Linked DNA regions of Homo sapiens: region 1 is linked to region 2. Evidence: chromatin loops called from intact Hi-C (ENCODE). Cell type or tissue: mucosa of descending colon. All regions are shown on one strand. Each heading gives the region's core, and the rest is flanking DNA. Links, peaks and the distances in the headings are about the cores only. Region 1 overlaps CDH4 (cadherin 4). Region 2 overlaps CDH4 (cadherin 4).

What was found. Hi-C counts contacts between places; a loop is a spot of excess contacts. Peaks named below come from ENCODE experiments on the same cell type or tissue, not always from the same donor. Only the 100,000 strongest peaks of a DNase experiment are listed, where the experiment ranks them.
Region 1: a loop joins it to region 2, with 6 times the contacts of the local background. A loop is called at or near these places in 3 of 110 quality-filtered maps.

What each region holds. Positions count from the first base shown.
Region 1 is chr20:61,728,724-61,744,224 of GRCh38, reverse strand. CDH4 (cadherin 4) reads right to left here. Exons shown (of 16, transcript NM_001794.5): 3 at 436-662. It overlaps CDH4-AS1 (CDH4 antisense RNA 1), which reads left to right. Exons shown (of 2, transcript NR_199021.1): 2 at 5,135-6,025. Among named protein-coding and RNA genes, the nearest start is that of CDH4-AS2, 17 kb to the right of the region's middle. In mucosa of descending colon, for the core only: no CTCF peak of the experiment used is centred there; no DNase peak of the experiment used is centred there.
Region 2 is chr20:61,892,803-61,908,303 of GRCh38, reverse strand. CDH4 (cadherin 4) reads right to left here. Exons shown (of 16, transcript NM_001794.5): 8 at 13,257-13,394. Among named protein-coding and RNA genes, the nearest start is that of MIR1257, 53 kb to the left of the region's middle. RefSeq lists an enhancer at 6,329-7,222. In mucosa of descending colon, for the core only: no CTCF peak of the experiment used is centred there; a DNase peak (open chromatin) is centred at 5,843.

The sequences.
Region 1 (15,501 bases), core at 5,201-7,700, 160 kb after region 2:
CTCTCTGGTTGGCTCCTTTCCAACCACACAGTCTCCGCTTGCTTCTCATCCCTCCAGGCTTCAGAACGCCCTGGGCCTGGTGGACTACAAACTTCGGGAGGTAGGAGAGATTCCAGAATTTGCAGTGCCCAGTTTGAAATGAAAATTTGGGGCCCCTTGTTCAAAAACATATGAAGAGCGACAAGACCGTGGCATAGTGTCTGAACCTGAGTGTGGGGCCTGTGTGCCTGCCCAGGGGGCCTTCCCGCAATGACGGCCCTGCCTCAGGTCAGTGCAGAGGGCAGGGGTGCTTGGTTGGCAATGGCCTGAGTGGCACAGCCCGAGGAGGAGGTGACTGTCTGTCCTGTGGGAGCCCTGGCAGAGGCTCTGCCCAGGGCCTGCAGGAGGAACTAGGTCATCTAAACTCCAGCGCAGACCCGGGCGGTCACACCTTACCTTGTGTCCAGAGTGCGGGGACGAGGTCTGGGCCACCAGCAACCGCACCACGGCGTCCCATTTCTCTGCTGTCTGGCTGTCCCATGCAGTCACCGTGAACGCCACCTGCTCGGAGGGGACCTGCAGCTCCCGGGTGGCGAAGACTGTCCCATCTGCCCCAACTTTGAAGTCCATGCTGTTGGTCTCATATTGTGTCCCCTTGGTCCCCACACAGCTGCTGAACTTGACTGCAAGAGGAGGGGGAGAGAGTCAGGGTCGGCTTGGCCAGCAGAAGGGCGGTAACAATGGCAGCAACCACGCAGGACGCCCTACAGGCCCCCAGTGGGCATGAGGGGCATGAGGTTTGCACTGATTTCTCCACCTCCCGAGAAGGTGGTGTGTTTTATCTCAACCCCCTAGAGAATTAGCCAGAGGCCTTTAAAAAAGGGGGGGAAGAAAAGCAACACTGAGCTTCCATTCTATTTACAACACAGCTGCACTCCCTTCTGCAAACGCATCTCTCCCTTGCCGCTGTTATCTCCGAATTCAGCCGGAGTCTGTGAGCGGCACAGTGGGTATTCTCCACCTCAAAAATATTCCCTCAGTTCCCCCCACTCTTGCCTATGCAAATCTTCTTCCTGCCAGCAGAGACTGTGAAGCCACTAATGGACCTGTTTTTCCACTCCAAGAAGGCTAAGTACAAGGAAGGAGCAAGAGAGAGCTGGCATCTGGGGACCATTCCCCCATGGCAGGTGGATTCTGGCAGCAGAACTCGGCTCTGCTGTGTTTCTGGTCCTTTTTATTATTAAGCCAGACCTGATGCCTGCAAATGGCCTTGGGGTGGGCTAGGCAGGTGTGGCCAGGGCAGACCCTGGCCCCACCAAGTGCTTTCTTGGTGAACTGGAAACAGAGTTGAAGTCAGACAGTCTATTGATACCGCTGGGTGCTGAGCATTGCTTCGCTTCCAAAACATTAACCAGTAGGCACCAGGATGCCAACCTCCCTTCACGGCTCCAGCATCATGGCCATCTCTAATTCTGCTGCAGAAAAAGACACCTCCAGAGGCGCAGATTCATCCGGACACATTAGTGCATTTTTTAGACGTGTGCTTTTGCAACTGTCACCTACAGCCGTGGTAAATTACGACGCACCCACAGCCCGTGTCACATTCTGCTCATAAAAGCCACGGATAAAGTTAACTCCTATTTATAAAAATGTGGGTATCTAAGCAATTATGGTGGGAGGATTGGTTTTTCAAGCAATTTTGCTGTCACAGCTTACATGATTTAATTACTATTTATTCGAGAAACCAAAAAAAGCGACTCACTGTTACATTAGATAAAGTGTTTTCCCCTCGCATTCACCTTTTACTGTTGCCTGCCTTGAAAGAATAAATAACGTGTCTGTTCCCTCTTCTCAATAGTTCACTTTAGATATCTTCCCAGCCAATGGCACCTCCTACTTGTGGGTTTCATGTGAAACATTTTCATGTGAAAATGTTTTTAAATGTGATGACACCAGGCATTTCCACCCTGTCTGGTTCAACAGAGCAATGAAACTTCCAGACTCCAGAGCCCCCCGGTGGCTCCTCTGATGGACAGGATCAACCCAGGCAAGGGTCTGCTGTGGCTCCCCGGATCTGTTCCCCTTCTAAGGACGGAATCATTACATTTTTTTTTTTTGAAGTGACAGGAAAATTCCAAACTGCTTTTATAGTACTGTTTGCCCAATGGTAAACAAATTAAAATCAGCAACAACTTAGTGGATCAATCATTTCTGACATCTGATTGTCACTGACAAAGATAAAAATGACAGTGCTGTGATTGCTGAGAGATGAGCACAAACACACAAACAAGCCCCTTTGTTCCCTAAAAGCAAATTCCTAATAAAACTAATGCAATTGGACAGCAGCAGGAGGGTTTGTGTTGTCTTCAGGATTAAACACAGTGTTGTAGTTAAAAAAAAGTACAGGCGGCTGGGCGCGGTGGCTCCTGCCTGTCATCTCAGCACTTTGGGAGGCTGGGCGTGGTGGCTCATGCCTGTAATCCCAACAGCACTTTGGGAGGCCGAGGAGGGTGGATCACGAGGTCAGGGGATCGAGACCATCCTGGCTAACACGGTGAAACCCCGTCTCTACTAAAAATACAAAAAGTTAGCCGGGCGTGGTGGCGGGTGCCTGTAGTCCCAGCTACTCGGGAGGCTGAGGCAGAAGAATGGCGTGAACCTGGGAGGAGGAGCTTGCAGTGAGCCGAGATCACGCCATGGCACTCCAGCCTGCGCAACAGAGCGAGACTCGGTCTCAAAAAAAAAAAAGTACAGGCACACAGCTTTGGTGACATCTTAGGCAAGCATTGAAGCTGCTTTGAGAACGAATGGGCCACCAACGTCTGAATGACCAGGCAGGAAACAGCGGTGGCGTCAGCCATATGAACCAAGGACTTTGCAGGTGAAAGGCGTTCCCTGCCGGAGAGACCCTGGATGAAACTGATGACAGCGCCCTCAAAGGCAGCTCCGTGGGTGGCTTGGGGAAGTGATGCCCGGGGGACCGCACCAGGGCCCCTGCACACTGGCTTTCTAGATTTTGTTGTTGTTGTTGTTTTTTGAGATGGAGTCTTGCTCTGCTGCCCAGGCTGGAGTGCCGTGGTGCCGTCTTGGCTCATTGCAACCTCCGCCTCCCAGGTTCAAGTAATTCTTCTGCCTCAGCCTCCCAAGTAGCTGGGACTACAGGCGTGCACCACCATGCCCAGCTGAGTCTTGTATGTTTAGTAGACAGGGTTTCACCACGTTGGCCAGGCTGGTCTCGAACTCCTGACCTCAGGTGATCCACCCGCCTTGGCCTCCCAAAATGTTGGGATTACAGGCGTGAGCCCCTGTGCCCGGCAACTTCCTAGATCTTTATGCCTTTTCCGTCTGTGTCTAACAGGCCCCGTCCAATCACGAGAAAGCTCCAGGGCTTTGTGACAAGATGCAGTCCCAACATCCTGTTTCAGTCTAACCATAACTTGGGTGTTCCGCTCCAAACACGACCTCTGTGTCTGAACACTCAGCCCACTAGCATTTGTGATTCTGAGTCCTCAGCCGTGGAGAATCAGGAGGAAAACAGGAGTTGTCACTGGTAGAGAAGGAAGCAGCCCAAGGGACAAAGGTCACGATACGGTTACGCAAATGGTGCTGGCCCACACCCTCCTGGAGAGAGGCCTGGAAGATGGGGGGGTCATTCAGAGACCCCAGTTGTTGGGGGGACCTGCTTTCCAGGAGAAGAAAGGAGCTTCAGAACCTTCAATACCTGCTCCTGTGCCCCACCAGGCTGTGGCCTCTTTCATAAGGAAAGAGCAATAAGGCAAGTCTTCTGAGACGCCAGGGGCATTCACAGAACATTAGCACTGAATGTATGAACAATCTGTTTGGAAACTCTGTGAAATGTGGGTACCTATGAACACAACCCAGAATGTTACTAACACTTTGCCATGCTATAGAAACGGCAAGTGAGTGTGCAGGGCAGCCTCAAGGGAGACATGTCTGAGGTCTTGGGATGGGGACTCCTCCCCATATCCTATTTGTCTTTCCTTGTGAATTGCCTAAAAATGGTTTCCCTCTTTACTTAGGCTACTGGGAAGCTCAGAGGCAGTACCGTAGCTGGCTTTTCTAACAATGCTGAGACATTTACTAACCTCAGCACGTTCCATTCTACTTTTCACCTTTGTTTCCTCTTCAACCTGCTTCCTTCCTTTTGCTTCCTTTTTAATTTTTGGAGTCTTCGCCTGTCTCTGCAAGGTTAAATGCATTCCAGGAGGACAACAGAAAAGTGCCCATGTATGTGTGGGTGTCGGCATGCACTGAGGGTCTCCGTGTACAGAGAGGACGCTCCTGACGGTGTTGCCTGGCACTGACTTATTTGGATTCTGCTTTGCCTCTCTACGAATGTGGCTGGAGGCTGAGCCTGAGGCGTCGGCTGGAGAGGCCCCCAACTGCTTATAGAACTTTCTGTGGGCGCTTGGAGTCCTGTGCTGCCCTCGCCTCTGCAGCGGCCGGGAGCGGCCTGCTGTCTGCCTGAACCTTGGCTCTGGCCAGCAGTGGGCAGTCCTTCCAGTTTTACCTTCTGAACTGGGCCTGGGCTCCAAGCCCGCTGTCACTCACCCTCCTCTAGGCAGGAATCTGGTGCCTCAGCCCCATCCAGGACCCGCACTCTGGACTCTGCAGACTGGACACAGAGGTTGTAACTGGTGGTTTCTGGCAGAGCTGGCTCTGGCCCAGTGCTCAGGCCTGGCTGGGATGTTGGCTCCCATGGAAACCTGTAACCTGCCCTACCCCTCCCCTCACATCACCTGTTTTTGTTTCATTCCCTGGCTTCGTACCTGGGATTCCCATGTCCTCCCGTGTCTCCCGCCCCAGGACTGGTGAGTGTGCTGAGGTCAGGGCTGCTGTCCTGGGACCGGACAGCATCAGGCACCTGGTCAGGGTGAAGTAGGGGCAAAGCCTCCCCAGGCTGGTCCGGGGCTCCCATCAGGCTGAGGGCAGAAAGGGGGCTTCTGTCCTGCTTTGTGCTCAGCCCAGAATCTTCACGGGACCCCCCGCAACTCCCTCCCCATGGGAAACAGCCCCCAGAGGAGACTGCGCCAGCAGCCGCCCAGGCGTGAAGGCGAGTGACCAGTGGCACCACCCCGGCTGGAAGTTTAGTTTTCTTATGTATTTGTTTTTGATCTCCCAATTTCTCTATTAGTCTTCAGGAGAGAATTAACATCCAATGGATTCCCAGAAAACTTTTCCCTCGATGTACCAGCAAACACCTACAATGCCCTGAAAAGCCGCCTCTGCGACCCCAATGCAGATCACACGTCCTGTCCCAGCCCCTGCAGCCTCCACGCGGCGGGTGCACTGCCAGGCACGGGAAGGCAGCGCTGGCGAGTAGAACTGGCCCATCTCGCAGATAGGAAGCTGAGCCTCAGGGACGTTTCACGCCTTCGTCAAGGTGGTGAGAGGAGGAGCGGGATTGCCGTGAAGGTGGTGAGAGGAGGAGCGGGGTTTGCTGCCCGACTTCAGGGATCTGTCACCCTCGTCCAGCAGGGTTGGTTCTTCCCGAGGCTGGGAGGATGCCAAGCCTGGTGGAGGATGGGGGCGGTGGTGTGGTGTGGGGAGCTTCTGACTTGCACATCCTGAGGGAACCTTCTGCAGCTGATGTGTGAACTGGACCCCAGGCCGTGCCTCCGAGGAATCCCCAAGGCTATGGCCCCTCAGGTCCTGCTGGGGTGTTGGCCCCCACCTCTGCCTCAGAATGCAGGGGTTCTGCAGGGAAGCCGCAGACCAGCCTGCTGCCTTGGGCCCTAGGGACACTGCAGCCCCAGAAAGTACTGTGGGGGACAAAAGAGTTGTTTCTCGGGGGAGAAAACACCTGTGAGGAAATGCAGGTGCCACAGAGGGAAATCCTCCTGGGGAGGAGGGTACCTGTTCCATCCTCGGCCGACACGGGACTGCCTGGTGCCTGGTACCCACAGCCGCTACCTGCCGCACGCATCTCTCCATGGTTTGCTAATTACTTCCATTAGTTTTAAACAAACTTGACAAGAGACAGAAGGGTCCAGAGAGAAATTAAATCTAACTGTTTAAACATGTAGTCGGAGCCTCCCTTGCCTCTGTCCCCCTGGCGGTGGTTGCTGCAGACCCCAAAGCCAGTGCTGGAGGTGGCACAGAGGATTGGGCCCTGGGGTCAGGCCCGGCACCGCCTGCCCCAAGGAGGTGGGCCCCAGAGGGTGGGGAGGGGAACACCTGCTGTCCTCACACCAGAGCCACAGGCATGGAACCTCAGGGTCCCAGCACCCGCTGCATGCGCTGTGGGGCAGGTATGCATGTGCCCAGCAAGGCGGGTGTGCACCAGCAGCCCTGCGCACACCTACCCTGGTCTTGGGGTGCAAACACCAACCACAGCCTCCTGTCTCTGTGACCTTGAGGAACGGTGGTCCCTCTCTGAGCACAGTCTTTGTTTCTGTGAAATGGGAGTGATGGCAGGGACTCGGGGAGGGGGACAAAGGTAGCATGTTGATCCCTTTGCTCAGTACCTGGCATAGGGCAGGCACTGGGTGGATGTCGGCTGCTGTCCTTATGCTCTGGCCAGTATGCCCTGTGGCATCCTTCAGTGGCATGGACATGGCACCAGGGAGCAAGGCACCCAGCCAAGGTCACACAAGGTCAAGGTCGTCCATCCCACAAACACTTACTGAACACCGGGGTCTGCCGGGAACCGCACAGGCTGAGGCCAGGGTGGTCAGTGGCCAGGTGATGACAGCATGGATGGCCAAGCCCTCCAGGCTGCAGTGGGGTCACACAAGGGCCCTAGTCAGGCCGGGGGTCCCTGGGGTGGGATGGGGAGCCGTGCAGGGTGTTTGCGGCCAGCTGGCTCTTGGGATTCTGAGCCTGTGGGGATCCATCTCTTGTTCTGCTGGGGGTCAGCTCCCTCTCCTCACCCCAAGGTGTGGGGTCAACAGATTCTGAGGTTCTGGGCAACCTGGCCCCATACCGCTGGCCTCCTGTTCTGGACAAGATGGATTTAATTTTAAAGCCCATGTTTTCTTCTGAGAAGACACCAGAGAACAGAAGCTGCTCCATCTTTCATCCTCCAGGGACCACCCTCTGTTGCCCACTCTGAAATATGACCAAATGCCAGGCAGGGCTCAGCCCCCAGGGCCAGCATCCAGCAGGATCTGCAAAGCCATCCAAGCAACACGAGGAGCAACGAATGCTGAGGCAAACCTTCCCAGGAAGGGCTGCACACCAGAGAATCCAACAGCCTGGGACTCGTCCCAGGGCGAGCCCCTGCACCTCGACCTTCTCCTGGCAGCTGTAGAGCAAAGCACAGGCTGAGGGTGGTCCGGTCTCCCCTTCCCCTTTCCGGGCTGGGATGCGGCTGGCCCCCGCCTGTCACCCACGTCTTCGGCAGTGTGAATGTGGGCCTTAGTCTCCCTCTGTCACCCCAGTCTTGGTTGTGTTGTGGATGGAGTTTCTGTGGCCCCCGCCCCGGGTGACCTCATGATGGCTCCATCTCCCAGGACTCATGCCAATTCTGCTCCCCTAAGAAGGGACCCCGCCTGTCGTGAATGCGCCTCTGGATATGCACAGCTGAAGAAGGGCAGCTTGCTCCTCTCTCCCTCTCTCTCCCTCTCTCTCTCTCTCCTTCCTTCCTTCCTCCCTCCCTCCCTCTCCTTCCTTCCTCCCTCCCTCTCCCCTTCATCCATTCGCATGACATATCACTGATACCACCAGTCAGCAGACACCAGACACAGAGACTGCCAGTGGAGCTGAGAGTGTGGGGCAGGACAGACATTAACCAAGTCATCACATCAGACGTGCGGCACTCTACAAGGAAGACACAGGTTCTGTGAGAGCCTGACCCAGGCTGGGTGGACAGGTGGGGAGGGCTTCCTTGATAACAGGACCCTTCCGTGGACATCTGGGGAATGAGGTTCCAGAGAAGGCTCGGGTGGGGAGCACATTCCTGGTAGTGCTGATGGCACTTGCAAAGGTCCTGGGGCAGAGGAAGGGAGGAATTCCAGGACCTGAGAGCTGGTGTGACCGGAACAGGGGCAGCTGAGGTGACAAGAATGAACACAGCATGGTGTCAGGAAGACCCTCGGCCAGCGAGATAACCTACACCTTCGGGGTGGGGACTGGCCCAGGAGATGTTGCATGGAGGCTGCTGACCTGGTGACTGCAAGAAGGCTCAGAGATCTGCACAGGAGTGGGGGGCACCCTGAGCTCCCAGGAGGTCCCGCATCCTCTGGGACTGAGGGGGTGTCCTGAGTGGAAGCCACACCCAGACACCCCCTTTAGGGCCCAATGTTAAGAGAGCTACGGCCTTTCCTAGCCTTGCAAACAACTCGGGAGCTGAGTTAGAAGGCTGTTGCGGTGGCTTCAGAAGCACATCCTCAATATTTGGCTGCAAAGAGGATCACAGCCCCCGAGGCAGAAGGCTGTGGCCCCCGCTGCATGCACATGCTCTCAGACACGTCTGCTGGGGACAGAGAAATTCAAGAGCCAGGAAAAGGAGAAAAGAAAGAAGAAAGAAGAGAGGAATGTCAGGGAAGTCGATTCCTCCATTCCTGCAGCAAAGACCCGTTAGCCACGGAGGCCGTGGGGAGGCCCCAACCCTGGGCACCATCATCAGGGAGCACGGGGTCCAGCGGAGGGGGCAGATGTGGCCTCAGTCCCCGCAGTGGCCCCGAAGGCGCTGGCCGGGAGGCAGAACCTCAGGGTCCCTGTGGCCCCCCAGGTTTCCTGTGCTTGGTCCCCGAGTCCCTGGGGAACCCCTTGGGGGTCTGCATTGGGCTGGGCTGTGGTCCCTGCAGGCACCTTCCTGTACCTGCCACAGGTTCTGCCCACCAGGGGGGTATAAGAAACAGAGGAGGGTGGGGGAGTGAGCACTAATGGGGACCAGGTTTCCCTTGGGGTGACGGTGGCCCAGCATTTTGAATGTGCTCAATGCCACTGAATTGTATGCCTGAAAATGGGGACATTTACGTTATGTGAATTTTACTTCAGTTTTAAAAAAGCAGCTTCTGGGGTCCCTAATTCCAGCTGCTGGGGAGACGGGGGAGTCCTCCTGAGCTCTGTGCCCACGGGGCCCCAACCGCATCCTGAGTCTCACACATCTCCCTGGAGTGGGTCCCGAGTGCCGGCCACAGCTTCCTCTCCCCACAGAGATCTCCAGATCAGCCCAGGGCAGGGTCCCTCCTCCACGACCCCTCTCTCTTTCTGGCCCCTCTGTCGTTTTTCCTGTCCCTGGGGAAGACGATGGTGCTTGCCGGGAGGGGCCACAGGGAGGGGCCGCAGAGCAACAGCCATCACCAGGCGCCTGCCCGAGGCCCACCCAGCGCAGGGAGATTCTCGGGAGCGGGGGCTATCGTCTGCGCTGGGCCTCAGCCCTGGGGACTCAGGAGGGAGATTCATAGGTTCTTGAATATCTGCCCAGGTTGATTCGTGTGACTGTGCGCGCTTTGTGTGCGCTGTGTCCACGTGCTGGGTGGGGACGGAGAAAACTGGCGGTACAGGGAGAAACTGCTGAGGCTGAGCTCAGTCTCCAGAGCTCCCCACGGCCCCAAGCCTGCAGCATGCCAGGCTGGGAGGGGCCTTGGAAATGATCTACTCCAGCCCCTTGTTTGGGTGATAGGGAAACTCAACCTGCTGAAGGAAAACTACCTTTTAGGATGAATTCTCACTATTCAAACAGTTTCCCACACCCTTATTGAATCCCTGCACCATGCGGGGCCCAGAGTCACAACCAAGGCCGTCCCTCCCCGTCTGGGGCTCTGGGCACCTCCAGATCCCGTGTAGTAGATGCCCCAATGCAAAGCATGTCACAAGCGCACTGCCACGGTGCTTTTCTTTGAATTGTGTGTATTCACAAAGCTTGCAGCTGGTGCAAACCTCACATACAACAACTCCCCGTTCCGAGCCTGGGAAGTGTGCAGTGGGCCCTGCCCAGGCTTGGGCCAGTTCTGAACTCCGAGGATTACATGTAGCAGTCATAATTAGACCCTCAGCTAAACAGCAGAGCCCGGCTTCTTTTGTTTTTCCAAGATGAAGGAAATAATTTTCTTAGTGTGTGACTTCACATCTCCCCCCAGCCCCCAGTCTCACGCGTGCACGGCAGTGACGGGTGCAGTGATGCGGATCCAAAGCCTCTGTGGAGACTCGGCATCGCGCACCCACAGAGGAGCCGGCAGCTCCCCTCATTAGGAGGCTTCCGGGTTAACCCTTTACCCCCATCTGTCTAATTGCTTCTCTGTGAAAGGGGCCAGGAGACAGCCTGCGCTGGGAACCAGCCCTGAGTGACATGCGCTCCGCTTCCTCTGCGGCAGGAGCCTGCTGACATTTACGGGCGCAGCAGGCTGTGTCTCCCCAAGACGGGCATGCAGGAGAATGGTGCTGCAGTTACAAAACACACCTTTTTATTGTTTTTCTTGTTAGGTGAATTGAGAAAGATCAAATGAGCCAGAGGTGAGCTTGTAGCTGGGACCGTGCTGAGGAGAGGGTGAGTTTCAAACCCTCAGGTTCAACCAGCAGAGGTTGCCAGCTTGCTCTTTCTTTTCTTTTCTTTTTCTTTCTTTCTTTCATTCTTTCTTTCTTCTTTCCTTTCTTTCTCTCTTTCTCTGTGTCCTTCCTTCCTTCCTTCCATTCATCCATCCATCGTGTACCCATTTCCTCCCTACGTACCGTCCTGGGTGCTGGGCAGTCAGCCCACATGGCATGTAGTGTGGTGGGAAGACCATGAGGCAGCCGGCCCACGAACAAAGTCACTGTGACAGGGACAGCAGGGGAGATGAGGGAGCAGAGGGTCTGTGGGGGAGGAAGCATGCATCCCGAGGCCTCTGTGACCGGGGGAGCAGACCCAGAAAGTCGGAGCAAGAGTGCTTTGATGCGGGAACAGCACGTGTGAAGGCCTGGAGGTACAGAACCACTGGGAGCGGCGGCTGTGAGTGGGATGAGGGTGATGGGAGAAGCTGGGATCCAACCTGGTGGGCGTGGACCACAACTGCAGACCCCTGGGCATGTAAATGGCTGCCACTGCCCGGAACTTGCTCTGTGTGGAACATAGAGAATTCCCTTGAAACAACCAAAGACCCTCCTAAACGACATCAGCAGCGGTAGCAACTGAGCACCTAGCGTCCCAGGAGACTGCCCTTCTTCTTTCCCACCCTCCCCTGACCTCCCCACCTCGCCCTGGGCCACTGCTTTCCTGTCCATCTGTCCATGCGTCATCTCACACCTGCTGCCCCCACACAGCCCAGAGCACCCCCGTTTTCAGAGGTGGGAGCTGGGGTCTAGAGGGGGAGAATTAGGCCCCCAGCTGGTCACTCTAGCCGGTGCTGAAGGGGCTCCCAGCACATGTGGCACAGGGCGGAGGCCACATTCAGCTTCTGCTTTGAGATGCCCGAAATGGAACAAGACTACCTGAGACATCAAAGCCTCGGGCAACACAGGGACATGGGGTGGGGGGCTCATCTCCAACCTCCAGCCTCTTCCTTTCTCCCACTTATCCATTCAAGAATCGCCTATGAGCACTCTCACAGGCGTGGGGGACGAGCGGTGCACACCGAGGTCCTCCCCCGGGAAGCTGTCTAGTGGGGGACCATGCGTGATGAGCTGGCAGCTGGACGTGCCTGGCTAGGTAGGGGTAGTGTTATGGAGCCACTGGAGGGAGGCATCCCCTCTCCAATAGGCCAACCTGAATGAAGAGAGGTGGAAGGCTGTGTTGGTGCCTGAGGGAAGAGCATTCCCCGCAGAGGGAACAGACAGTGCAAGGCCCTGGGTCCTGAGGCATGCTTAGTGTATCTGAGGATGGGAGGAGACTGGGGGGCAGGAAGGGAGCGAGGAGGAGGCAGGGAGGGATGGGGCAGTGCCTGTGGGCTCCGGGAGCCCCAGTACGATTTCTGGATTTGATTCCAAGGCACGCGGTCACCTCCACACTTGTAGGTTGGAGAGCTGGGACTTGAACTCCAAAAGCTCCTTTTCCCTGAGGCAGTGCAGAGACTGAGTGTTGGTTTGGAATATCACAGTGTTCATGTCCATCACTTCACCAGGACTTGCTAGGAAGCCACTGTCTCCCATGAAAGATGCTGCTGGGAGGCAAACGCATATGCATATTTTGTACACAGAAAAATCTTGGGTTATTGCAAAGACCTGAGTAATGCACTCGAGCCACTTTGGAGTGAACCAGCCCAGCAGTGAGTCACCGTCACTGCAGCAGGAGCTCCCAGAGGGGAGAGGAGGCTGAGAAGGAGGGAGAGAGAGGACAGAGTCTGAGTCCAAGGTTTCTGAAGGTGGTGGCGCTGGCTCAGGTTCTTGATGAAGGAGAATCTCCTAAGGGGAGTGGGTGGGTAGGGGGACCGTGCAGGTGGGGCAACCTGGGTTCTGATGTTGCTCATCCCAGGGGACACACCCTCCAGTAGAGGCATCCCCGCCAGGCTGTGCAGCCCCCGAGTCCTCGTGGGGGTGACAGTCGGGTGGAGGAACAGCCGCACCCCCGTGGTGCCAGGACACCTGCAACAGTTTGAGAACCTTCTACCCCACGAGCCACTCACTCACGTCTCCAAACCAAGGGAGCATTTCCCAGATGATGTGGCAGCGTCTGCACGGGGCCTGCCCATCCCAACCCACCTGCGCAGTTCTGGGCTTGGCAGGAGGCGTCCCGCTGGAAACGGCGCTTTTCCGATTCTACAAACATGCAGCTGCCTCAGGAATCTGCTGAGCAGCAGGATGTGGAGGAGCTGAGGCTGCCCTGAAGCCTCTGCTTCACCCCACCTGGGGGGGACCTGCCCAGGCTCCAGGTGCACCCTATGGGCCCTGCCCAGTGAGTGATGGGACGGCGTGCACTTTCCAAAGAGATCATCCTGACTGAGCATACCCCTGTGGGGTGGCAGGGATCTCATGCAGGGCTGCAGGGCTGTGCTCAGAACCATCTAGGAGGGTGGCGGTCAGGAAGGGTGCTGCGGGAACACAGAACCTGACTGGGCACGTGTGAGGGGCCGCCGGGGGGCCGAGGGGTGAGGAGAATGTCACGAGGCCAAAATCCCTCAGGAGACCCTCAGAATGGGACACACCACAAGCGGCACGACTGTTTGGCCTGAGCAGAGCCAAGGGCAGGGCTGAGGGCTGAGGGGGGGACTCGGACGCCCTCATGCTCTGCAGATGAGAGGACCCTGCCGTGATGGGCCCCAGGACATCTCCCGGTGCAGATCCTTCTCCTGAACTCCAGACCCCAGGGTGAGGTCTCTGGGGTCTGCCCACACAGCACACCCTTGCTGCCTGAGACCCCCTCAGCTGCTCCTTCCCCTGGAGCTGCCACAGGAAGGGGTGCTACCTTCCACGTGGGAGCCGGAGCCCCTGGATACCCCAACTGGACACCCAATCCATCCCAGACCCCGCCGCCCAGCTCAGCCCGCTGCCTGCATGGCCCAGTGGTCTCCCCAGCCAGGCCCTGCCCCCAGCACCAATCTCTGCCTCACAGAGCAAGTAGATCTGGCGTTTCTGGAAGGCTCATCTGCTCCTGTCCCTCCTGCAGTCACAGGGATGCAGTCGAGTGTCTCCACTGATGGCTGCTCAGGTTGCCCTGGCTGGCTTCACCCTGGCTCCAAGCACAGGCAGGGCCTGAAACTGCCGGCCACCTCCTGCCAGTCTGTGGGCCTGGGGCTGGCAGGCGCTGGGCCTGCCTTCCTCACCGGGGTCTCTGGCACCTTCCAACCAGGTGACTTTGGCACCCAGGAAGTGCTTGAGAAAACTTAATGGGGTAAATGCACAAGTTCCATTTCCCTTAGCTTCAAAAATGGATATCCAATGAGCTATCAGGCCCCCAGACATGGAGGAGCATTAAGGACATGTTGCTAACTGAAAGACGCCCATCTGAAAGGTTGCATACCCGTAGGATTCCAACTCCATGACATTCTGAAAATGGCAAAGCCACAGAGACAGTGAAAGGACCGTGGGAGGAGGGAGGGATGAACAGGAGGGCATGGGGGACTTTCAGGCAGGGAAGCAGCACTGTGAGGTCTGCAGTGGTGGCTCCGTGTCACCATGCATTTGGTCCAAACCCACCATGCATTTGTCCAAACCCACGAATCCGCCACACCAAGACAGAGCCCTCCTGGAGCCTGGACTGTGTCCTAATAACGCGTCGGTACTGACATGTTATTTTTCCATTGTCCGTCAGTCCTAACAAATGCAACACACGAATGCAAGACGTTAACAACAGGGGAAGCTGGCAGTGGGAGAGGGGGGTGACTTCCTGCTCCATTTTCCCATAAACCTAAAACTGCTCTGAAAACCAAAGTCTATTAAGAAATGGATATTCACTATCTATCAGCTGTACCTTCTCCAAAGAAAACAAAACACTCTGTCTCCGGAATGTTAGAAATCCCATTATAAAGTAAAACAGTGAAACCTCTCTCTTGCCGTCTCATTTATGGCAGGAAATATTAAACTTGCGTCTCCCTCTGGCTTTTCTTCTTGATGCATCCAACGCTGTAATCTCACATCCTCATGGACACTGCATCTCTCTCTGATGAGAAAATACCATGGGATTCTTCCTGTCTAAGAAAAGCCAGCCAACATGGCAACAAGTGTGTGCCTTACACTCTCCGGTGTGGCCCTGTCCCCCAAAACTTGCACTCATCGTCTCCACGTCTTTGTTGAATATTTATGGTGCTATGTGCAAACCAGAGACTCTGCCAAGAGGAGACGCAGCTCCTCAAAGGACCTCAGCAAGCCTGTTTGCAGCTCCCTGCTGTGGCGAAAGAGCCTTACGTCGTGAAAGGGCTCTGAGCCTATATAAAGAGAGGAATTTCTCTAGGTTCTGGCACTAATTAACAGTTCTCTGTTCAAGAAAAAAAGTGCAGGTGTATTGGGAGATACAGAAGAGGGGGCCGCAGGGAAGGGCCACATTCTGAGGCAGGTATTTACACAAAAGTTCTTTTCCACAGTGGCCGTAGAAACTGAGCTGTGAGCGCCTCATTAGCCAGTCCTACTGGTGCCCACTGGAACGAAGCACAGTGGCTCTTGATGTGGGCGATGTCGCTAATGAAGTCCTCCCACTCACGCCAACACAGGAGTGAGCAGAGAATAATAGTGGCAAATCCAGCCACCAATGCGCCATGCACCGAGGACTCCTGGGCTTGTGAGATGCCAGGGCCTCTTGTCAAAACACGCTGCAGTCAGCGCTCGCAGAGCAACAGGGCTAATGGGCAAAGCCTTGCTTGTCATTCCCACATGGGCGAGGACGGCTGGAGACTGACATTCTTCCCGGCATTGGCCAGGACATCGGGGCACCGCTGCTGCCCTGAGTCACTGCAGGGAGGAAAGCCCTTTGTCCCTCTCTCCCAGGGCCAGCGGTGTCCTGATGGCTAGGGGTGTTCCTTGGGAACCTGGAGGGGGTGGCCTTGCTGGGACTTTTGCTCTCTCATTCAAGGCTGTGAGAGTCCATTTAACGGTGTGGAGAAGTGCGAGTTATTTTTAGAACTCTTAAAAACGTCACATTTTTATTGAATATCTGGAACTAACATTTCATGAACCAACATGAACCAGTGTTTCCTGAATCTTCACTCA
Region 2 (15,501 bases), core at 4,772-7,271:
AAATGCACAAAAATGAAATACGCTGGTCCCCTTTCCCAGGCAGGAGCCGAGTCAGCATTCCTAAAAAGGACGGCGACGCGACAGAAGAATTCAGAGCCCACACCAACGGGCTGCCTTGTCAAGGATGGAAAAATATTCCAATTTAATCCCAGACAAACACTGCGTCCTTTCTCTGTATTTCAAAAGCTCAGAGAAAGTCCTTTAATCAGCCTCCTCGACCTGGGGCTCTAAGCTGGGCTGAAAACCCCGCAGCCCGGCCCAGCTCTGGGTCTGGTAGGAAGGGCCCTGCCTGTCACGTTTAGGTCCAAGCATTCACATCCCGATACAATCAGCTTGTTAGGAAGAAAAATTGTGGATTTATCCAAAGTGGGATCTCAGCCCTGTCTGTGGAGCAGGAGCCCTTCCTCACACGATGGCCACGCTCAGCCACAGATCTCATCTGAGGATTGGGAGGAACCGTCTTTGCTAAACTCCAGAGTGGACAGCTACCGCCCCCACCACTCCCGATGTCTAGTGTGGGACGGAATCTCCCAGCTGTCTCTGTTCCTGAGCCAGGTGGCCAGAGCCCGGAACCTGCAGCTGGGTACCCGGGGAGGCCTGGAGACGCTGACCTGGCCCTAGAGGAGGGAGCTTCGGGACTCACTCTGTCTTCCCTTCATCACACGTTTTGAGCCGCCCAGGAGTCAGATCGTCCCCCAGCAGGACAAGGAGCTGGCGCCGCCGTGGGACACACTGGGCCCTGCACTGCAAGGCATCATGGCATGGGGGATGGTGCCTACTGGGGGATAGCAGGGGCGACTCAGGCCATGGTTGGAGATCCATATGTTCTGGGGGTGAGAACATGCCTGAGAGTGAGGTACAGGGAGCTGCCTGCCTGATCTCAGCCCTGCAGTCCTTGGGTGTGAGAGGACAGCCCTTGCTGAGGCTGTGGCCACACGGGATCCTGGGCGGCCAGGCCCCGGGCAGAGGACCACTGCAGGGGGACATTCAAGGAAGCTTCGCTGAGGCCTGTGAACAAGTTCCAGAAGGGCCGGGGAATGGGCGGGAGGGGCAGCCCTCCTCAGCCAGGTCCGTGTTGCTGTGAGTCTAGGAGCTGACCTGGTGCCCGGGGGGGCCTGGGGGTGGGACAGAGCTGTGAGGTGGAGGTGATAGTCCCCCTGGTGTCCTCAGGGGAGGTGGTAGCTGGGTCACATTATACACTCCCTGCTTGGACCATCTCCAGGCAGAGGTGGTGGTGGGAGGGCCTCAGGGTTGGGGGAGCTTTGCAGACCTGGAGCAGGGAGGAGGGTGGCCTGCCCCATCGTCAGTGAGGCAGGCAGGTGACCCCTGCAGTGGCTGGTGGAGGACTCAAGGCCAGTGAGCTCCCCTGACCCCGGAGATCTGAGTTGCAAAATGTCCTGGGTGCCAGGACCCTGAGCCCTCTCCAGAGATGCCATGAACACACAGACGCTGCTCTGGCCAGGCCCCACAGCACACACCACTGGTCTCTGACACCTGACCCCGGGCCATTCCCTCTGCTGGGGACACCGTCTTGCCCCAAAGCAGCCTGCCAGGGCCCACAGCACACACTGCTGGGCTCTGACACCTGGCCCCGGGCCATTCCCTCTGCTGGGGACACCGTCTTGCCCCAAAGCAGCCTGCCAGGGCCCCGTAGCACACACTGCTGGGCTCTGACACCTGGCTCAGGGCCACTCCCTCCGCTGGGGACACTGCCTTGCCCCCAAAGCAGCCTGCCTGAATCTTAGGGCGCTTCTCCTTCCTTGAGTGAAAACCTGCTGGCCTCCCCCGGGAGCCACTTGGCAGCCCTCTGTAGCTTCTGGCCTTCAGGCCTCTGTGGGAGGGTTGAGCAGGACCATGCCGCTCCGGTCCTGCGGCCATGTCACCCCAAGTTTCCTTAAGGGCTTGGTGGGATGAAGGGCTCTGGTCAGCTTGGTCTAGTGTGGTGTTGGCCCGAGGCCTGTTTTTATAAATAAAGTTTTATTGACACCCAGCCACACCCCATTCATTTACATATCACCCGTGGCTGCTTTCCTGCCCCAACAGTGGCATTGAGTCGCAGTAACAGAGACAGCCTGACCATAGATGAAAATACTATCTGGTCCTTCACTGAAAATGCTTCAGATCCTTGTTCTCCACCCCTGAGGCCCCCGCCTCAATAACTGGTTTGAAATAGGCTAATGACCTAAGTCAGCCAATTAGGGGTCAGTTCTGGCGGCCCCTGCGTCTGGCCTGGGCATGGTAACCACGTGAATCTGAAGGTGTTGGGTTGGTTGGGAGCCGCCATTCGCAGCCTGAGAACAAAGCCGGCTGGAGGAAGCATGGTCCAGGGGAGCGTCATGGTGAGCTGGTGGAGCCTAGATCCAGCCATGCCTGAAGGGAGAGATTTTCCAAGACTTCTCAGCTCTTGTGAGATGAGCCACTCTCTTTTTTTTCAAGCTGCCAGGGTCAGCATAGTGGTCATTAGTGAGGCTTCCTGGTTCCCCTGCACCTTCTGAATTCCCTTCCTTATTTTCCAGATATCCACTTTCCTGGCCTCCTCTACAGCCACAACCAGGTAAGTGACCTAGGGACATGCCAGCCAGGTGCACCTGGCTGTCTGTGGTTCAGAAGAGAGGCAGAGAGGGCCTGATCCTGGCAAACTGCAGAGATTCCTTGAGCTTTGGAGCCAGCAGAGGCAGAAGGTGTGGCTAGCACCCTTGCAGGCAGCAGGGGCAAGGCTCTGTGCCTAGTGGTGGGGGCAGGAGGGCACCCTCCTGGTGGAGCGGCCGTGCCTGAAGCTCCTGGCCCCTTGGATTTTGTGGCCCCTCACATCCTCTGTAGCGTCTGTCTCTGCTTACATGGCCAGGTGGGTCCTGGTGTTGTCTGCTGTTTTAGCGAGGGCCTGTCTGACGCTTCTCCACTCACTCCCGTCCTTCTGAGGAGGGAGCGCGGCGCTCTCTGCGTCCATTCCCTTGCAGACTTCTGAGTGAAGTTTATACAAAGAGTCTATTCTAAATCATGCAAGTTTAATAAAGGTTCACAAAGAAGGCCTTAGCTGATAAATCTGGTTTAGAATTTTCTTATTAACCTTCCCCCAGCCATAATGACTTTTAAATTTAATTTTTTCAGATTTTCCGACACAAGGAAAGCCTCTCAGGCCCCTTGGGATGAAAAGGCAGGTATTTGGGAAAGGAGAAATTTTAAGAGCATCGGAATGGAATTTGTTGCCGAGACTGTAATCTAGAATTCAACTGTGCACCCATCCCGAGAGGTAGGAGGATTTTGTCTTCCTACGAGGGCCTTCCGGCACAATCCCAGCTCTGAGGCAGAAACTGTGAGCTTCTCAGGGGAAGGTCACCATTCGCAAGAGGAGGATTTGGGCAGGAACCCTGCAGCACAGCCGGTGTTTCAGGAAAAACCCACCCAGCTGTTCCCTTATGATGTCAGTGGGCGGTCAGGGCCGAGAGGGCCAGGCCCCATCCACACAATGTCCAGCAAGACCCTGGGGCCTCCAAGGCACCTATGCTGGGGCCACGGTGGTCCTGTCTTCAGGGAGAAGTCCCGCATCTGCCACACGGCAAGCGGCCACGTGGGAGGCAGTGGGAGGGAAGTTCTGTTCCCCACAGCAGGGTGGTCCCCTCTGTGTCACGGGGAGGAGGGAGCCCGTTCTTCAGGAGGCTGTGGGGTCGGATGGGCTGGCACAGTCAGGGCACTCGGTGCAGCACCTGGTACAGGGTCGGTGCCCACCTGCTGCTGTAATGACCAGGGCTAAGGGGTGGATTTCTGTGCCTGCCGAGATGCCGAGAGACCAGGGGGACACGGTGCAGACAAAGCTGACTTCTGGCTGGTGGGCGTGAGGACTCCAGCCCAGGCAGGTGTTTCATCAAGAAAGAAGGGGGCCAGGGGAGAGACGGAAGAGGGAGAAGCTGCCGGAGAGTCCCCAGGGAGAGCACAGGGCACACCCTGTCCCACATCCCACCAGTTCCCAGCAGCTGCCTGGTGACCCCCATGCTCCATGACCATGAACTCCAGGTACCCAGAGGACTGGGAGCCCCACGAGAGAGCCGCAGCCCCTGGCACGCCTGCGCCCCTTCCAGTGAGTTGCTGCCGTGCTGATCCTCATGCCCCTAACATCCAATCCCTGGTGGAGGCCCCGATGACGGCTCCCGCCAGCTCGGTGTGGGTGGGGCTACGGGCCCTGCAGCCCATACTCTCAGGACTGGCTGCTGTCCCCCGCTGGGGCAAGCCCACAGGACGCCGGCTTGGGGGAAGTCCCAGGGGCGGCCACTCAGATGCCTCCAAAGCACCAAGAGAAGCCACATTTGCAAGAGCAGAAACGCAAAACAGCTGGCAGCGGGCAGCAGCAGAGAGGAGAAGCTTGCGGGCCCTCGCAAGGAGACAGGCCTGTCTCAGAGAAGGGGCACCTTGGGCTCATGCTGGTGACAACCCCAGGGAAACAGAATGACAGCATTTTGGGAGCAGGAGGCAGAGGGGATTATATTATTGTTCCCATTTTGCAGGTAACGAAACTGAGGCTCCAGGAGGCAACCTGCCCGAGGTCACCAGCGGTGGGGAAGGGTCGCTGAGGCTGCACTGGCCCCCTGGGGGCTGCCTCTCGGCCCCATACCCTGCTTGTCTTGAGAGGTCACCTTCACGGTTTTTGTTTGGAATGGGGAATTATACATCCGCGAATGAATAACAATTGCTCATGGTAGAAAAATGGGAAAAACCAAAATCCACAGAAATAAAATATGTACATTTACACTTTTTTTTTTTTTTTTTTTATGGAGTCTCTTCTGCTGCCCACGCTGGAGTGCAATTGCTCGATCTTGGCTCACTGCAACCTCCACTTCCTGTGTTCAAGCAATTCTTCTGCCTCAGCCTCGTGAGTAGCTGGGATTACAAGCACCCGCCATCATGCCCAGCTAATTTTTGTATTTTTGTAGAGACGGGGTTTCACCATGTTGGCCAGGCTGATCTTGAACTCCTGACCTCAGGTGATCTGCCCGCCTCGGCCTCCCAAAGTGCTGGGATTACAGGCGTGAGCCACCATGCCTGGCCTTACAGATTTTAAATATGTAGATTAACCTCTGAGGAGCAGGGGCTGTGACTGCTTTGGTTTTCTCTGTAGCTGTCCTGTACCCTGGCATAGGGAGTGCCCAGTGCGGGGTGAAATAATGAATGAATGAATGAATGTGCAAACATAATGAACAAGGCCTGGCACGTGGCACACGAAGTTTCCTAAGATATTTAGTTTTTTAATTCAATGCTAATACTGTGTGTCTTTTTTTTTTTTTTTTTTTTTTTTGAGACAGTCTTGCTCTGTTGCCCAGGCTGGAGTTTAGTGGCATGATCACACCTCACTGCAGCCTCGAACTCCTGGGCTCAAGTGATCCTCCTGCCTCGGCCTCCCATGTAGCTGGAGCTACAGGCCTGTGCCACCTCTGCTGTGTGTGGTGTGAGATTTTTAATCAGCTCTCTGAGACAGGTGGTGACGAGGCGCTGACCTCATACTTAGACGTCTGCAATGCTAGAATCTTCCTCCTTCAAATATTCCCAAAACGACACCTATGTAGCCTCTTTGCTATAGGTGAAGTCAGGGCTCGACAACAAGCCTGTGGCCTGAATCTTTTTGTTTTTGTAAATAAAGTTTATTGGGACATGGCCACACCCACTCGCTTCTGTTTTGTCTGTGGTTGTTTTTGTCCTACAATGGCGGAGTTTCGGAGTTGCCACGGAGACCTTCCGGCAGCCAAAGCGCAAACATTTACTCTCCAGACCATTCAAGAAAAGGTGTGCCTGTCCCTGTGTCAACGGCCGCTCATTTGCCTGCAAATCCCTGGGAAGGTGGGGCCCCGCACGCTCCTCTGTGGATCTGCCCTTGCACTCCTGCAACGAGCACGGGAGCGGTTCTGCGGGGTGGTGACCGCGTGCCCCAGGGCATGGCTGGCATTTAGGGCACTGCCCATAGACCCCGGGTCTCCGTGGCTGGTGAAGGGCAGAGTGAGGCTGCTTCTCCTGGAATGGAGGCCCCGGGGGTCCTGGTTTCAGAGGCCCCGGCTTGACCTTTTCTGCCTCTGCATCGTTCATCCGTTTGTGCTGCCTGCCCTGCTCTGAAAACGGCCATCCACGATGCCTCCACGCCTGCCGAGGACCCGCCTTTCACGATTCTGGAACTCCAAGGACTGAACACGTCATGGTTTGAATTTCCATCAGTTGCTGGAAGCCAGAAGGTGCCCCTGGCTCCAGGCTGCTCCTCAGGTGTGACACGCAGGACTGCATCTTGGTGATTTGCTGCTGTACTTAATTTTTGTCTGTCCCTCCCACATCCTGTTTCCTGGCAACTAGACTAGTGGCGGTGAGTCAATATCTCATAAAGATGAGCCACGGCCGACTGCGAACTTTACTTCCACCTCTGACGGACAGTGGTGCCACTGAGGCCCAGCTTTGTCTCCTGGAAGGCTCAGGACCTCCTTTTGCCTCTTCCCACGGAGCAGGTCTGAATGAGCGGAAATGGGACTCTGCTGCTGCCCTTGTCACCCCAACCCCATGGGCCAGCGTGGGATTGATGCTTTCACTGAGCTGCCGCTTACTCAGAAGCGTCCGGCTGGTCCTAATGAGGCCTTGACGTTCCCAGCCACCCGGCGTTGGGTGCTGCTTCTCCCGGCCGGAGCCCGGTGTGGACGAGGGCATCTAATTGGAGGGAAGTGCCCAAGCCTGGTGCTCTTGCCCAGCCGGAGCTCAGCGGATCCATCACTGTAACTAGCACAGCTGAGCGCCGGCCCTGACGGCTCCTGTCTGGCTGGGGTGTGGTCTGCTGCGCCCCCCGACGGGGCTGGGAGCCACCTGGGGACACAGCCAGCTGTAGTTCTCTGTTCTGTGATTGCTTGCATTGGAAAATTGATAGCGTAAACCTACAAACCACAGCTCCTTTGGACATTACAACATTATTGCTTTTTGCAATTCTGTGTTCTATTCAGTAAAACAGTGACGATTTCTGCTGAGTTCTGAGTTCACAAATCAGAATTGTCGGATCTGTGGCTCTTGTGACCAGAAGGAAGTTGCAGGCCCTGCCCCTGCCCCTGCCCCTGCCCCTGCCCCTACTCCTCCTGCTCCTGCTCCTGCTCACTGCAATACCCGCTTGAGTGAAAGGACCAGTCATTTAGCTAAAAATTAACCTGAAACCCCTTTTTGGGCTTTTGGGTCCATAGACCAGATTGGCTTGCTCCCTTCCCAGAAAGGACAGAGAGGTTGACCCATCTTCTTACCCGGGATTGGAGCACAACTTCAGGCAGCTCCTGTCAGCAGCTCATCTGTGCCAGGGTGAAGGACACAATTGCTATCAATCGGCATTATTAATCATACAACAGCCACGATGGCCATATTGTTGCTGTTTTACTCATTGGTCTTTCTTTGAGTCAGGTACGCTGCCAAGGGACTGATATCCGGGAATATTCGGTCCTCACACACCCATCAGGCAGGAACAGATGAGGAAAGGGAGGCAACTTGCCCAAGGTCAGCAGCTGGTCAGTTGTGGAGCCAGGCTTGAAGCTGGGGAGTCTGGCCCAGCGCCCACCCCCAACCCCTGGGCCCCATCTCTCCCATGCAGCTTGGACAGGCGGGTCCAAGGAGGCCTGAGAGACTGGCGGAAGCACCGCGGCTGGGAGGACTAAGTCTTGACCCCCAGGCTGAGGGACCTCAAGTTTCTGTGTGTCTCTGCCTTGGGCTTGTCCTTTCCAGTCCGCCATTCCCCCACGTCTCTGGGCCTGTGTCCTGTTGGTCCCTGCCCCAGGGTGGACCCAGAGTTGGCCTCTCAGAAGCGCCCCCTCTGCAGCCGTCTCTGGGAAGCCGTCCCTGGTAGGAGGAGCAAGGAGGCGGGAGGTGATGTCGGGTGGGTGGGAGCTCCTGGTCCCTGCGGCTGCCACCTCTGTGCTCGGAAAAGTTGGCTCCAATTAATGATTTATGGCCGAGGCTTGCACTGTGCGGCCGAGGCTTGCACTGTGCACCCAAGCGTAATTAAGGGCACTGAGTCCGTTCTAATTTTAAGATGCCAAATTCCTGTGCTCAGGAACTCACGCTGAATCGTAATTTCTCCCTTCTTCTGCAGAAGTCAGGGACTCACAGGGCTTGGCCAGAGTGGGCACGCAGCCAGGCTTGAGGGGCTGGGGATCTGTGGGCGAGAGCTGCCCTGGGTCAGCCCAGCCAGTCCCCCCCGCTGAGGCTGGCCAGTAGCCTGTCTGCCCTGCAGAGCTGGGGCTGCCCTTCTTCCTGGCCAGGAGGGTCACTTCCGAGGAGGGACCGCAGGCAGCATCCTCGGGCGGCTTGGGGAGGGAACTTCCAGAAGGACCTCAAAAACATGGGGACCACAGACCCACAGACCCCAGGGCTCCTAAGTTCAGCTGACACCCTGCCTCTGGCAAAACCATTTTTAACCCCTTTGAGAGAAAAATCTGTATTTCCACATCAACTGTGATAACCAGGCACTGGCTGAGCTGGGCACATCCTAAACGCTGGGGACCCACTCATCCTGTCCTCGGAGACCCTGTGGGGAAACCACCACGACTCCCTTCCCTCTTTATTCAAAAAATATTTAACCTGGGCTGGGTGCGGTGGCTCACACCTGTAATCCCAGCAGTTTGGGAGGCCGAGGTGGGCGGATCACGAGGTCAGGAGATCAAGACCATCCTGGCTAACACAGTGAAACCCCATCACTACTAAGAATACAAAAAATTAGCCGGGCGTGGTGGCAGGCGCCTGTAGTTCCAGCTACTCGGGAGGCTGAGGTAGGAGAATGGCGTGAACCCAGGAGGCGGAGGTTGCAGTGAGCCGAGACCACGCCACTGCACTCCAGCCTGGGCGACAGAGCGAGACTCTGTCTCAAAAAAGAAAAAAATTAACCTGATTTTATTCATGCTTGCTTGGGACGGGGAATAGATCATTCACAAAAGACATACAGTAAAAACAAAATATGTCTTATCATGTATGCATTTTAAACTACAACAATGATATACCACCTCCCTCTTCTTTTCTTTTTTTTTTTTGAGACAGGCTAGTGTGCAATGGTGCAATCTCGATTCACTGCACCCTCCACCTCCCAGGTTCAAGCAGTTCTCTGCCTCAGCCTCTTGAGTAGCTGGGATTACAGGTGCGCACCACCACACCCGGCTAATTTTTTTTTAAAATATATATTTTTAGTAGAGATGGGGTTTCACATCTTGGCCAGGCTGGTCTTGAACTCCGGACCTCGTGATCCACCCACCTTGGCCTCCCAAAGTGCTGGGATTACAGGCTTGGGCCACTGCGCCCGGCCCTCCCTCTTCTTTTAACAGCTGGGGAAACTGGGCTGAGAAGGTTTTGGTGACATTGTTGTAAGCCCCTCACCTATGAAAGACCGAGACGGGACAGGACTCCAGGTCTGTTAAAGCTGGAACCTTGTCTGCTCGCCACCCAGCTCCATGCCCCTGGGATGGGGGTCTGGGCACCACCCATGGCATTTTTAGAGCAGATTTATATTGCTGAAGTCTTAAACTTTCACATAGATCAGCAGTGCTCCCGACGACACCTTGAGGTGGGATTAATTCTAGGTGGAAAGCCGGGATAAAATCCTGCGGCTCAGAGAGGTCCAGCTCTCCGGCCTTGGCTACACAGCAGGCAGGGACCAAGGGTGGGGCCAGGGCTGGGCTTCCTGACTCCAGGGGACCCCCCCTCCGTGAGCATGTGTGTGGATGGGGTGGGGGTGGCCTGGAGGAAGGCCTGTGATGCCAGATCTCCAGGGTCACTCTGTGCTGTCTGGACCTGTCCCTGAGAACTTCACTGCAGGACCCATCGGTGTTAATAGGAGGCTTTGGGGCAGGGTCTGAAGCTTGTGTCCTCTGTGGCCACCAGCTTCTAGCGCAGCAGACCCCATGCTCACCTGCTGGAGGGAGTGCTGAGGGCCGAGGGTCCCCACTCAGCCTCACGTGGGCAGTGCAGCCGCGCTCAGAGCCAGTGAAGGGAAAATAACTTTTAATTAACATTTAGGACTCAGAATCGGATCATGCAAATCCCCTGCATCTCTGTAGCTTCTGCTGATTGTTCTTGATTAGGCTTGGTAAAAATAGCCTGGCGGCATGTGCGGCAGTGTGGCCGGCCTTCGCCATCCTGCTGGCCCCTCTGCCTGCTCCGTCCCACGGTGAGGCATGGACAGTGTCCCGGGGCTCCTGCCTGTCACCCATCTCTAGGAGGACACACCAAGGGCCATCCTAACCCCGAGTATTTACTGACACCCCTTCTCCAGGACCATGCGACCCAGTCACCTGGAAAAGCCACCGCAGGGTGGAGGGAACCCTCCCTGCCAGGGTCATCCGTCCATTGTCCACCCACTAGCATGTCACCCCGCCGGCCTGACCAAAGCAGTGGACTGCAGATCCTCTCCCGGACTGTGTTAGACTGGGAGGTGCCGCAGACACTGGCTGAGAAGCATCTAGACATATCTGCGTACTCCTCAAGAGATGCCGTTCCCCTGCCCCGTGATCTGGGGTCTGGGACCTGCCTGAGGCCCCCTGGAACCAAGGATGGACAATGGCCCATCTCTGGGAGGCGCACGAGGCTGCAGTAGCCTGTGCTTAGCCATTGGAAAAGCACAGAGACGCCTCTCTCTAATAAATGCCATGGGGACCCTCTGCCCCAGTCCCAGGAGGAGGAGCCCCAGGGTGGTGTGGCCGGTCAGCAGTTGCGGCGAGGGTAGCTCAGTGCCAAGGGCTGCTTAGTGCTGGTCAGTGGGGGTGGCTGGTCAGTGCTGGTGGCTAGTCAGTCCTCATGGCTGGTCAGTGTTGGTTAGTGCTGGTCAGTGCTGGTGGCTGGTCATTTCTGGTCAGTGCTGGTAAATGGTGGTGGCTGGTCAGCGCTGGTGGCTGATCAGTGCTGGTCAGTGCTTATGCTGGTCAGTGCTTGTGGCTGGTCCACTAGGTCTAGAAGGGCCTCTGCCTTGGCCTCCCAGAGTCTCGGGATGGGGACCAGAGATGAGGGGTAGGGCTTGCCTCCCAGAGTCTCGGGATGGGGACCAGAGACGAGGGGTAGGGCTTGCAATGGAATGATGGGATTCTCTGAATTTTGGGATTTAGGACCACAATGCCCCTTGTTTATCTTCTGCCCCCCAACGTCTCAGAGAATCAGGCCATCCCCACCTTTCGTTCATGGGGACACAGAGGCAGGAATTCTCCCCTGCAATGTGCTTTAAGTTGCCTTGAGTCAAATGCAGAATTCTGTGGGGGGCTCAGTGTGACTCCCTGGGCTGGCCGTTTTTCAGAGCATGTGCAGGTCAGGGACATCCTGCCGGTTCTCCATCTTCCTTCACAGGGATGCTGGCTCCGAGAAAGGCAGAGACACCTGCTCCACACAATTTGGGTCACCTTCTCCCCTCCCTCCCTGCCATCACTTCCTTTTCTTTCTCGGAGTCAGGGAGGAAGGACAGCTGGGGCTGTCCGGCCAGCTGTGTGGGTGCAGCCCTGCTGCGCTCTTGGGCCTGGACGTTATTATTCTTCAGGGCCCTGGGGTTAGCAGCTGCTTCCCCTATGTCCAGACTCCCCGGCAGCCTGGCCCTGAGCTTTTCCTGACCATTGCTCACTGGCCGGAAGAGAGCAAATAGAGACTGAAGCCAAGAGAGAGAAGCAGGTGTTTTCCAAACCATCTGAACGCCTTCCTGGCCAATTGTATGAGAGCTGTTGCATCCTGGGGCTGCGCCCGGTTAAATGCTCCTCGGGCTCCTGGTTGCCCTGGCCGCTTGCTGCCTGGACTCACTGCCAGGAGCCTGGGGGAGCACCTAGAGCCCCCCTGCCCTGCTGCAGTGGGGCTGAGCTGGCTTCCTTCGCTGTGATCTGCCATCTTCCCACCAGATGGCGTTGTGTGCTCACAGCCACCTCCGCCTGGTGCAGCTGCGCCCCAGGCCTGGGATGCAGGACGCAGGAGGCCCAGATGCGGGACGGCCGCTGTGGCGAGGGGCTCTGGCCTTAGTTGCCTTCTCAGCAAGCCGGCCCACCCACCGGGAGGAGCGTCTCCCTCCTGACCCCATCCCTTCCCCTCTCCCTCTTAGCCTCCCGGAGCCCAGAGTCCTCATCTGTCACTGGGTTGGTCGGGGTTGGCTGGGATCAGAGGCTAGCTCTGCACCCTGGCTGTACCCTGGCCGCACCCTGGCCTCACCCTGGTGCCCGAGGGGCACCTCCACAGATGCAGCTGGTGTGCCACTGTCATTGCTATCATGACTGACACACAGCTCTGCGGGGGCCTAGGCCTGGGGGAGAAGGGGGTGATATGGTGGTAGGAGCAGAGAAGACCCTGAGATCCTGGCATCTCAGGGCCACGGCCACTCTGGGAGCCCTCGCTGACTCTCCCCTCTGCACGTCCCAGCCTGGTGCCTTCGACCTTTCTAGAGGGGCTCCCGGGGCTGGGCCACGTGCCCATGATGTCAGCACTGCCACACGGGGCCCAAAATGACAGCCTGGGGACACCGTGTCACACCCCATGGACCCAGGGAATCACCACAAAGGGTCCTGGTTGGTAAGCAGGGCGACAGCCAAGGCCGGGACCTCCCCAGATCGCTGGGCAGCAGGGAAGTGGGGTCATCAAATGTCTGTCGGCGCAGTGGCCTCTGCAGATTTCAAGGGAAGGGTCCCTCCTGGTGGTGCAGCTGCCCTGCTGGAATCCAGAGGAAGTGGGGGCTGCATGCCTTACAGCCCTGTCTCCACCGTGTTCCCACCAGAGAGAGTTTGGTCCCCTGTGAACTAGGGGCTCGGGGCTCACACTGGACTTTCAACAACATTCAGTGAATGGTCACTCAGGCCCCAGGCAGCCGGTATGGGGCCCAGTCACAACCCCCTTTCTGCCGACAGCAGGCCACAGAGGGTCAGCCAAGTTCCACACACAGGGATGGACCCGCCATGCCAAGGCCCCATCTGGGCATTCCCCAAGCGGGTCCCACACGCAGGCCTTCCAAAGTGGCAGTGACATCAGCCCAGGCAGTACCAGTCAACTCCTCCAGACATCACAGAGATGCCTCCCAGGTGGCAACCGACCTCCGCCGCCGGTCCCCTCCCTGACTGAGCCCCGGCCTCTCTCCTACTGCGCACATCAGGAATCGAGCCACTCCACACAGCAGCCTCCGCTGCCCAGGGCCTTTCTTACACGCTATCTGCCAAGTGCCCGTCAGGCAGAGCCGCAGAGAGAGAGGAGGCTGTGCCGCACGCCAGTGCATTCCTGCCCTGCACGGGCCATGCGTCACTGGGCAGCTTCGAGGGACTCACCGTGCTGGCGGTAAATTCTGGCGGGTTGTCATTCACATCTGTCACCGTGATGATGGCTGTGGCTGTGTTTGAGAGGCCATAGTTGAGATTTCCTTCCATATCTGTGGCCTGAACGATGACTGTGTACTGCTGAACTTTCTGGAAGGGAGACACCAGTTGAGAAAGAACAGAAAATCAGTTTGGGTTTTAATTGACAGGGCACTTATCAAAAGAAATCCGTTTACAGGAACGGAGTTCCTGGAACCGGTTCTCTTTCACTGGGGGCTGTGTGCTGGGCGCAGGGCCCTTTCCAAGCCTCCTGGTTGACACTGCCTGTCGGAGTAAGTTTCTCCTCCCCTTGCCATGCGTTAAGGTGCGGCATGAAGAGGTTTGCCTGTGTTTTCATCTCAGTGGCCCTGCCGTTGATAGGGGCAGATCACGTTTGGTGCCAAGATAGAAGGGAGGAGAACAGGGGAGCCCAGAGGGCACTGGGGTTGCATTCGGTCTAGAAAACCAAGCAGGGACAGTTTGCAAAGGGAGGGATGCCCCACAGACGCGGGTCAGGAGGGACTTCGTTTCTTGAGTGTTTAGCTTGTCCAGCTGAACTACAGGTCAGATATTCAAATGGGAAGAAAAGACAAACCCTTTCCCTTCTCTGTGCAGGTGCGGAGATGCAAGCATGCTTTCTGCTGGAAAAGCAGTCCTGACAGTTTACCGTGCAGGCGCAGGTGTGAGCTTTAAATGGCAAATAAGTCTTGGCAGGATGAATGCATTTTATTAGGCATTGAAGGAGTCTGATGGCCTTTCTCCTCAGGGCCCTTGCTGGGAGTCCATCAGTGCCAAAATCCCTGAGCTGGCAGAGGTGGCTTTTCCACACCTCTGTTCTGACCCAGAGGCCATGAACTTCTGAGGTGACAGCTGAGGACAGGCTTGTGGGCAGCTCCCTGCTGGGACCACAGCCCGCCTCTCACCAGTACCATTAGGGGAGGGGGATTCTGGGGACCAAAGCGAAAAGGGAACCTGTGAAATGCTCTCCAAGTGACTAACAATCCTGAGTCGTGCTTCTCTAAGAGGTTAAGGGAAAAGACCAGCTCCTAGCGGTGTGATTCAGTGAAACGTGCTCAAGTTCCATAAACTGGCTCCGTAAGGAATTACAAACAGCAGATGGTCACCAACCTTTTCTCTTTCCAACCATCACCCATCCATCCATCCATCCATCCACCCAGCCACCCACCCCCACATCCACCATCCCTCTATTCACCCATCCATCCATCCACTCACCCACCCATCCACCATCCCTCTATTCACCCATCCATCCATCCATCCACTCACCCACCCATCCACCATCCCTCTATTCACCCATCCATCCATCCATCCACTCACCCACTCATCCACTATCCCTCTATTCACCCATCCATCCATCTATCCAACCACTCACCAACCCATCCACTATCCCTCTATCTGCCCCACACCCATCGATCCACCCACCTACCCACCCACCCACAATCCCTCTATTCATGCACCCATCCACCATCTCTCTATTCGCCCACCCATCTATCCATCCACCCACCTACCCATCCACCATCCCTCTACTCATCCGCCAATCCGTCTATCCCTCTATTCACCCACCCATCCATTTATCTATCCACTCACCCCTCCATCCACCATCCCTCTATTCACCCATCCATCCATTTATCCCTCTATTCACCCACCCATTCATTTATCCACCCACCCACCCAACCACCATCACTCTATTCACCCACCCATCCATCTATCCCTCTATTTACCCACCCATCCATCTATCCATCCACCCACCCACCCATCCACCATCCCTGTGGTCACCCATCCATCTATCCCTCTATTCAGCCACCCATTCATTTATCCACCCACCCACCCAACCACCATCCCTCTATTCACCCACTCGTCCATCTATCCCTCTATTCACCCACCCATCCATCTATCCATCCACCCACCCATCCAGCATCCCTCTACTCACCCATCCATCTATCTCTCTATTCACCCACCCATCCATCTATCCATCCACCCTCCCACCCACCCATCCACCATCCCTCTACTCACCCATCCACCCATCTATCCCTCTATTCACCCACCCATCCATTTATCCATCCACTTACCTACCCATACACCATCCCTCCCTCCCTCTTTCTACCTTTCCATCCCTCTGTCTTTCTATTCCTTCCTCCTTCCCTCTAAGACCAGCCAGCCCCAAGCCAAACTGGCAGCTGATGAGAGATGGATGAATGAG